Linked DNA regions of Mus musculus: region 1 is linked to region 2. A link is a contact called in ENCODE Hi-C or POLR2A ChIA-PET data. All regions are on one chromosome and are shown on one strand. Each heading gives the region's core, a stretch centred on a gene start or an enhancer-like site at or near the end of the contact. The rest is flanking DNA. Distances are from core to core; before and after follow the strand shown.

Region 1 (4,334 bases), core at 1,115-3,614, 180 kb before region 2:
AATATTTTTGCATAGCTTTGGAAGAATCAATCAGTGTAGAAAACTGAACCGGTTATTAGCATTTGCAACGGGAGGGGGGCAACCTTACCCCACCCCCAATCTGGGTTTCCGGACTTGTCCGGAGGTGGGGGAAAATATTGGTTTAAAATTTAACCCTTGGAGAGGAGCCGGGAGGGCTCTGGGGTACTGCCCCCGCTTCCCCCCCCCCCCCCGCCCTTCACCACCAAGTTCTAAATACCAAATAATTAAGCGAGGTGGGAGTGCAAAGACGCTCCGGACCCTGATAAACAGGGTTCAGATTTCATAATGGTGAGAATGGTATGGTCAGGGTGTATGGGGGGGGGCATCTCAAGCAGGATTCAGGTTTCATAAATGGAAAAGGTGGTGGATTGTAGAGGGGAGAGAAGAGAAACGGCGGGGGGGGGGAGAGAGAGAGAGAGAGAGAGAGAGAGAGAGAGAGAAGAGAGAAGAGAGAAGAGAGGAGAGAGGAGAGAGGAGAGAGGAGAGAGGAGAAAATGAATATGAATATTTCTCAAAAGCCAAACTCCATTCTAGAGTCCTGAGGCTGAGGGTTGAGCCGGGATGATCAGGCTCAGGCTTAAAGTGTCCCAGAACAACTTGCTGGCACCATCATTCTGTCTGTCCCTCCAAGGACAGAAGATGCTAGGGGGCAGCTAGTCCCTATATACTTTAAGCCCCCTGCTTTTTCAAGAGTTATACTGGTTTTCTTCTCCGCGTGAAATCAAAAAAAAAAAAAAAAGTGCAGGCGCACTGCTCACTGATCCCCGCGCGCATTCTGGGTCCCCGCACCCTTGGCGCCCCCATCTGATCACCTCACTTGCAGAGAGGGACAAAGAGTTCAGTCAAGTTGGGCCCCTGGAGCGTCAGATTCAAGGAAGGAAAGCACTCGGCTACCCCCATCAACAGCCACGAAAGATGCAGAGGATGGATCAAAGATCGAAAACTGCAAGACAAATAAATGCACGTTGTCAGGGTGCGGGACCGGCAGGGGACAGGGGAGTTCTGGCGGATCTCTGCAGCATGAGAGCTGCGGTTCAGCCGGGCAGGCCTCTCTCGAACTCCGAGGAAAGCAAACCATCCTCCCGGGTCCTACCGGATTCCAGCCGCCCTTTTAGTAAACTCTGTCCCCTGGTGCACTAAACTTCGCACCGGCCGGTGGTGGGGGGTGTTGCTCCCTGGCTGCGCCCCAGTAGCAGCGCCGCAAGGGTTAAGCAAACCTGTCCCAGCTGACAGTCAGCTGATTGGGCTGTGATTGACAGCTCCGAAAAGTTTCCTTGTTTCTATACTATTATGCTAATCGCTGCCGCTCTCGCCGCCTCCCATTGGCGGAGAGTGCCAGTCAATTTCCCATTTGAGCCTGACGTCACGGGTGCTATAAAACTCAGCAATTGCTTTAAACTCTTCTCGCTGGGATCAGAGGCTTTAAAATCTCTTTTCATCTTGGAGCTGTAGCTCGGGCTGCTCGTCCGCTCGGCCTCTCCCCCCAACCCTTTTGCTCTCGGCTTTGCCTTGGCCCAGGACTTGCAATTTTGCTTTAAAAAAATAATAAGAAAGAAAAAAAGAAAAGAAAAGAAAAACCAAAACCAAAAGAAAAAAAGTGGGGGAAGAAAGAACTTAACTCCCCCCTCCCTTGCCTCCAGCCGGCCTGCACCTCGGTCTTGCACTTTGCACGGAGGGAGAGGGTGAGAGAGAGAGAGAGAGAGAGAGAGAGCGCGCGCACGCGAGGGATCCGGAGAGAGAAAAGAAAATAATAATAGTAACCATAAGAGCCAGGCAGAAGAGGAGAGAAGCGTGAAGTGTTAACCACTCCGGTGTGGAGGCCGGCGCCTCCGGGACAGCCACCCGCCGCGCCACACAGCCCCGGAGCAGCCTCCGCGCGCGCCCCGCCTGCAGCCCGGCCGGCTTAGGCGAGCCCTCCTTATGCAAAGCGCGCAGCGGAGCGGCGAGCCGGGGACGCCGCGCACCGGGCCGTGCTCCTCCGGCATCCTCTCTGCCGCTGTCATCACCACCGTCACCGCCAGCCGCGGAGGACCTTCCCGAGCCTGAAGCGCCCGGGATCGGAGCTCAGGGAGGCGAGCAGGCGAGGAGGGGGCCCGGGGCGAGCGGAGGAGAGAGAGCGAGAGAGCAAGAGAGAGAAAGAGAGAGAGCACATTGGCGTGAGCAGGGGGAGGGAGGGCGGGCGCGGGGGGCTGCGGGCAGGGCGGGGGGTGTGTGCACGTTCGAGCTTTCGGGCCACAGCCACCGCCGCGCAAGCTAGAAGCGCCCTAGCCCGGCAAGCTGGCTCACCCGCTGGCCACCCAGCACAGCCCGCTGGCCCCTCTCCTGCAGCCCATCTGGCGGAGCGGCGGCGGCGGTGGCGGCGGAGGCAGGAGGATGGCTTCAGAACTGGCAATGAACAATTCCGACCTGCCCACCAGTCCCCTGGCCATGGAATATGTTAATGACTTCGATCTGATGAAGTTTGAAGTGAAAAAGGAACCGGTGGAGACCGACCGCATCATCAGCCAGTGCGGCCGTCTCATCGCCGGGGGCTCGCTGTCCTCCACCCCCATGAGCACGCCCTGCAGCTCGGTGCCCCCGTCCCCCAGCTTCTCGGCGCCCAGCCCGGGCTCGGGCAGCGAACAGAAGGCGCACCTGGAAGACTACTACTGGATGACCGGCTACCCGCAGCAGCTCAACCCGGAGGCGCTGGGCTTCAGCCCGGAGGACGCGGTCGAGGCGCTCATCAGCAACAGCCACCAGCTCCAGGGTGGCTTCGATGGCTATGCGCGGGGAGCGCAGCAGCTGGCCGCGGCAGCGGGGGCCGGCGCCGGCGCCTCCCTGGGCGGCAGCGGCGAGGAGATGGGCCCCGCCGCCGCCGTGGTGTCCGCCGTGATCGCCGCGGCCGCCGCGCAGAGCGGCGCGGCACCCCACTACCATCACCACCACCACCACGCCGCGGGGCACCACCACCATCCGACGGCCGGCGCCCCGGGAGCCGCGGGCGGCGCGTCTGCCTCTGCGAGCGGCGCGGGTGGCGCGGGCGGCGGTGGCCCGGCCAGCGCCGGGGGCGGCGGCGGCGGAGGCGGCGGCGGGGGCACGGCGGGGGCGGGGGGCGCCCTGCACCCGCACCATGCCGCGGGCGGCCTGCACTTCGACGACCGCTTCTCGGACGAGCAGTTGGTGACCATGTCGGTGCGCGAGCTGAACCGGCAGCTGCGCGGGGTCAGCAAGGAGGAGGTGATCCGACTGAAGCAGAAGAGGCGGACCCTGAAAAACCGCGGCTATGCCCAGTCCTGCCGCTTCAAGAGGGTGCAGCAGAGACACGTCCTGGAGTCGGAGAAGAACCAGCTGCTGCAGCAGGTAGACCACCTCAAGCAGGAGATCTCCAGGCTGGTGCGCGAAAGGGACGCCTACAAGGAGAAATACGAGAAGCTGGTGAGCAACGGCTTCCGAGAAAACGGCTCGAGCAGCGACAACCCTTCCTCTCCCGAATTTTTCATGTGAGTGTGACACGCGATCCCAGCTAGCCACCTTGTTAAATGCTCCGTGGGGGTCCCGCTCCTGAGTGGGCTTGCTAGTTGCAGGGCCAAGCTCGCTCGGCCACCACCTCGCCCCCTCCCCTGGCGAGTTTGCTCCCCTTGGCCCTGAACAGACACACACACACACACACACACACACACACACACACACACACACACACACACCAAGCTTGTGGTGGTGGTGATGGCTCTTTTGAATTGGGGAGGGAAAGGGTGTCTGGCTCATGGATTGCCAACCTGAATTCCCCCGTAACTTGCTAGCTTGGTTGTTTTGTTCTTTTTTATTATTATTATTATTATTACAACTACTACTCTTTTTACACCGCCTGCCCCACACATACCCTGGACTTGCACAAGGGTCAAAGATCTGAGCAGCATACTTCATGTAGGGCATAGCTCACCTTTGAACCGGGCCATCAATTGCCTGTATATATATTTTTTCTTCTTCTTCTTCAGCTCATGAGCTGGTGTTCATTCTGTGTGTGTGTGTTTGTGTGTTTTATTTTGTTTGGATTTTCTTTTTTCTTCTTCTTCTTCTTTGTTTTTGTTTATTATTACTATTACTAATTTTTTGGAGCTTGCTGTGTTTCCCAGCCTCTGCCACCCCCCACCCCCACCCCTGCACCATGTTCTTGAGATAAAAGGAAAAAAAAAAAAAGCAGGGTTTTTTTTTCCCCTCCTTCTGAGTTCTTCTGATTGAGCTTGCAAAGGAAAAAAAAATGTGAAATGCTATAGACCTTGCAGCGAGCTGAGTTCCACGGGGGTTTTATCTTAGCATTGTTATGCTAAAAC
Region 2 (4,843 bases), core at 1,983-4,482:
CCTGCTCTCCTGTGTTTAATTCATTCTAAAAGCGTCCGTGTTCTGAGCCTTCCCAGGCTGGGTGCAAAACAAGGCAAAACAAAATATAGCAATTAGTGAAAACCACCTAGCCATGGCATTTGCTGAACACTTCATACCATCCGGGCATCAACTCATGCGATCCAATCCACAGTAAGTCTGGAAAAGCTTTAAGCAGTCATTACATCGGAAGGGGACGACACTGGACATCTATCGCACCTGTAAATCTGGTATTGTCCAGGTGGATGGTTTAGCTCCCTCGCTTCATGGGAAGCTCTATCATTCAAGGCTCAGGTCTCTAGGTTGAATTAGAAGCTGAAAGGTTTGCCATGTGCTCTCACCTTCTCTTGCCTCAGAAAGGATTTCCAGAGACTCCCCCCAACCCCCACTCCATGTTCTTTATTCAGAATAAGAAGTACACTGCATGGATATCAGGCAGATGATCCAGAGTTTGACAAGAATTCTCCTTATTCAAATGTCCTTCCAAGCTTGTGTTAGTGGGAACATGGCCGACGTACCAAACCCAGTCAGTTAACCAGGGAAGGCTATTGAGCACAGGAGGACAAATGCCTATGAATCTGCAAAGCCTACCGAATAAAAGCCACAGTGGAAACATGGCCCCATAGCATCTATGGAAGGGAGAGAGGCCACACTTGAACAGGGGAAGGATTGGTATGAAAAAAAAAGAAAGAAAAGGAAAAAAAAGGATGTCTGAGTGGATATCGAGAAGGCAAAACTCAAGCTGTGTCTCAGAGGCTAAAGAATGTAGAACATGCAAGCCCGTGATTAGCAAGACATGTCCCAGTGACCAGTAACTCAGAAGAATAAAAGCCTCTGGAGTTTCTTTCAGTGCTGAACCCCCTAGGACTCTAGGAAGGCCTCTCATTATCTGGCCTCAGCCTGCCTGAGGAATGTTAACTCTGGACTCCCTGACTCACTTCACTGCCAAACCTGCCCAATGCAGACCCTCTCCAACCTCTAGTCTCAGCATGGGGTCTAGCTTTTGTCCTGCCTCTTGGCTCCCTGAGAATGCCCCTTCCTGTGCTTGCAAAGCCCCGAGGTCCACTCTCTATCTTTACAGGAACAGCTTAATGCGGCCTCCCTCCTCCTCCACAAAATTCCCCTTACCCCCATGTTCTTAAGGGTCGGTTCTTATCCTACATCACAGTTCTGTGTATTATGGGTTGTCATGGCACACTCCTTCACAAAATATAAGCTTCTTCATGGGAGTCAGAGACTTGTCTAACTTTACAAATCTAGTTTTCAATATCCATGCATTAGATCCAACCAAACACAGATGTAAAATACTCAGAGAAAGTAGCATCCGTAACCACCACAACAGAGAGAGTGGATATCCATTTACATGGGGTGTAATTGCAGTCGCTACTATAAGGGACCTATAATGATTTGGAGTCCATGGAAGGAGTGTGTGTGTTTATATGTAAATGAAAAATACCAGGGCATCTTATGTGAAATTGAGTCCTCACAAATGTGTTAGCCCCAGGGGGCCCTGGAACCAGCACCCCATGAATACTGCAGGAAAGCAATACTTGTACCCCTGTCCCTAGGTTCAGAGTGGTGGCATGACTTAGAAGGAGCGGCAATCACTTACTGACTGCGTAGGTGGAGTGAACCCGGAAATGAATATCTCTAATAGTGAGAAGACAGAGGGTTGGGTGTGTCTCAACTTGCGTGGCCCGTGTTGGTTGTTGCCATCTGCATGTGGAGCTATTTAACTGATTAATGAAATCTGAAAGTACGGCTTCTCAGAAGCAGCAGCCCTGTGTGGAGAGTGGCTGTGGTATTGCGGAAAATTCCACCAGGCAGTGCTGTGCTGGCCCCCAAGCCCATTCTCCCATCTCCGTTTCTACCATGTCCATTTCCAGGGGTGCTGGTGGCTAAAGGCGAGGGGAGCTGGGATTTGGAGAGGGTTATTGTTGTTCTGTGCCAATCAAATCATTCCTGGTGAGTGGGGCCTGAAGAGGCAGGCCCATGGCTGTTGCCTTAAAGCATGGGTACTTGTCACAGGGAAAAACAGAGTCAGAGAACTGGTGAGCTTGCTCAGCTCCCACAGACCCCACGAGGTTCAAAGGTACCTGGCAGTCTTGGAAGGTGTCTCAGGCCTTTAATTGAAGATGGTCTAGGTGGGCAGGATGAGTGTAGAGTGATTCAAGAGATGTGTTTCTTAAGGTGTGTGGGGGGGGGGGGGGAGCATTGGGACAAAAAGAAAGAGAGAAAAAGAAAACAGCTAGGTCCATTTCTTGCAATGTTTAGCTCACTTATTGAGCTCAACTGTGTTTACTGAATCTCAAGATCAGGAGATTACAAATGTCTCTCGCTGAAGTGAATCTATACTTGAGGGAATGTAGAACACACATGAAAGGAAATTGTTTCCAAGATGAGAGTGGGGACCCAGTGGTCCAGTCTCTTTAATGTTGTCACTACAAGTTCCAGGGACACACTCACACTGGGGTTTAAGTGGTAGCCCTGGGGGTGCCACCTTCCTGGCAGGTGGAGGCTAGCACAATTTGAACTTTCTAGTCTATGGGCAAAACTTCTCCCCCTACCTACACCAACCCCCTCAGAGCATACAGTATGCATAATTCCACAATTACAATATAATATGCACATTCCTGCAATCTTTCTAACCTGCAAAGTGTTTTTAAGATAACATTTTACCTGGTCTTTTGGACAGGGGATGGCAGGAAGCCTTTGGGTTTGGAGAGTAAATGACCATTCCAGCCTGTATCTATAGCTCAGAGTTAAGTTTCAGGCACATGGTGGTAAGTAGGGTGTTTGAGGAAGGAGATGGTGGAGAGAGGAAAGGGGAGAGAGAGGGGGAGTGGGAGGAAGGGAAAGGGAAAGAAGGAGCTGTAGGGAAGGAAGAAGGTAGGAAACAGGAAGCTCGGGAGAAAAGAATAAAGAAAGCCAAAGTGAGAGAGAGGAGGAGAGGGAAGAGAGCAGTTTGTGATGTATCCTTTACTTTCAGTTCCGGTTCCAGATGAATAGAAGAGAAACCGTGGGGCTTAAGGACTTATTAACAGCGTTTAAGTCAGGGATGTGGTGTGAATCCTGGCCTCTGTCTCCACACCACACTCTCTCATTCCACCCACTCTCCGGGAAATCCTCTTCAAGCACAAAGGGGAGGGAGCCTGTCCGCCCACTCATTCCTCTGAGGCACCGGCTTCCTCGCACAGGAAACCAGGGTGAGCTCTCTCCCTGCCTGACAAGGACCTCTTCTCCATGACCCTTGACCTCCCTCATGGGACCCTTGACATGACCTAACCTTCTTCGTGTTCCTTGGCTTCAAGTTGGAACACAACAGAAAGACTACAAATGACAGGTGCGGCCACGAGCCAGAGAATGGCTGAGGCATTCTTGAAACAAGCTGGGAGCTCGCTTCCTCCCAAGAATGCCTCGGTGCGATCTGAGTTTAAATTCCAGTGAGTCAGGACTTACAGGGTGTTATTATGCTTGTAACATTTTTATAATGAAGCTGTGTCTGTAAGTAGGTAAGAAAATATAATCTTTGACATGGGGAAAAATGAGTGATGGGCTATGTTACCAAGATGACCAAAGGGACTTCCTGGAGCAGGCTGAGCAGTTGTTAATGGGTCGTGCTGTGGCCGTGATATTCGGAATAATTAAACCAGGATACTACAGAAATCCCAGTAGCAGAAGCACAGTGACAAGATCATATCCCCACCTGACACACACACACACACACACATACACACACACACACACACACACACTCACACACACACTCACACTCACACACACGCATTCACACAAACTTTCCAAGGCTCCTAACAGAACAAAGCGGTTTTTACTCTCACAAAATCTTTATGAATTGCCATCCTTGAGGTGACGTTAGAGACTTTATGATCACATTTAGGTAGCTTCTTTAAATTATTGAAGGCATTTCAGAGGGCCTCGTCTCTTGGAACAGAGCTAGGAGAGAGGTCCCCGTCCCCCATCTGGAGGTGGGTTAATGATGGTGTTTCTACCGTACAACGCATCCAGGACACCGAGGTTAATAAAACCCGTAGCTCTTCTTCATGGGTACCAGGGGATGGTTAATGTTCAAGACTGTGCAGGACCTCGGCTTAATGTTCCGTATGAAGGATCGACCTGCCAGACGGTACCCTCCCTGGTGCCAGCCTTGCATATTAGCACATGCCAGAAAGGGGCTAAGCAATCTAAGAAGTTAGGTGCTTTTTATCCAACTGGGGGGGGGGGGGCATGAGCCAGTGATCTTTCTATGCCCCCATGCCTCAATTTAGGGTCAGCTACTGCTCTTATAGAGAACCCTGGACAAAGTGCTAGGGTTTTCAATGTCTATTGCTCCTGGCTCTGGATGAGAACAAGTCTCTCCATACTGGGCTCCAATCCTTTGTTAGGGGCATCTAAAAGAATAGGGTTCTCTCCTCCTTTGACACACATACATGGAGAGATCTGGGACAGTATAAAGTGATATGTTGGTTTTAAACTTAGAAACAAAGGGTTTTCATCATGGGAAATGAGTCTGACCCCATATAGTAGAAACATTGGTGTGCCTTCAAAATTCAGAGGCTGAAATCTAACCCCCTAAAGTGATGGTATCAGAATTATGGCAACTCTGGGAGGTGACAGGTCATGAGACTACAGTTCTTAAGGAGTCGATTTGGGGTTTTTTAAAAGAGGCCCTGAGGAGATAAGATTGTCCCTAGGCCCTGGAAGGAGATATCAAAAACATCCGCTGTGAACAGAGAAAGACGTCTTCATATCTGCCAGTACATTGATCTTGGGTTGGTTTTTTTCTTATTTTTTTTCATATTTCAGA

The links. Hi-C counts contacts between places; a loop is a spot of excess contacts on that map. ChIA-PET counts read pairs that join two places held with the same protein, here RNA polymerase II (POLR2A).
Region 1: a map of heart shows a loop between it and region 2 (2.0-fold over the local background). The contact joins the promoter of Maf here to the enhancer-like site in region 2. A Hi-C loop is called at or near these places in 2 of 37 maps with a recorded cell type or tissue (gastrocnemius and heart). POLR2A ChIA-PET finds 5 or more read pairs at or near these places in 1 of 5 experiments (Patski).

The regions. Positions count from the first base shown.
Region 1 is chr8:115,704,924-115,709,257 of GRCm38, reverse strand. Maf (avian musculoaponeurotic fibrosarcoma oncogene homolog) reads left to right here and starts at 2,364. Exons shown (of 1, transcript NM_001025577.2): 1 at 2,364-4,334. The coding sequence starts at 2,395. The coding sequence ends at 3,507.
Region 2 is chr8:115,528,325-115,533,167 of GRCm38, reverse strand. No RefSeq gene overlaps it. Among named protein-coding and RNA genes, the nearest start is that of Gm39256, 110 kb to the left of the region's middle. Within about 2 kb of position 3,232, at least 1 of the 3 ENCODE cell types and tissues checked has a DNase peak (open chromatin) inside an H3K27ac peak, as active enhancers do; it is heart, where a contact is called at or near this core.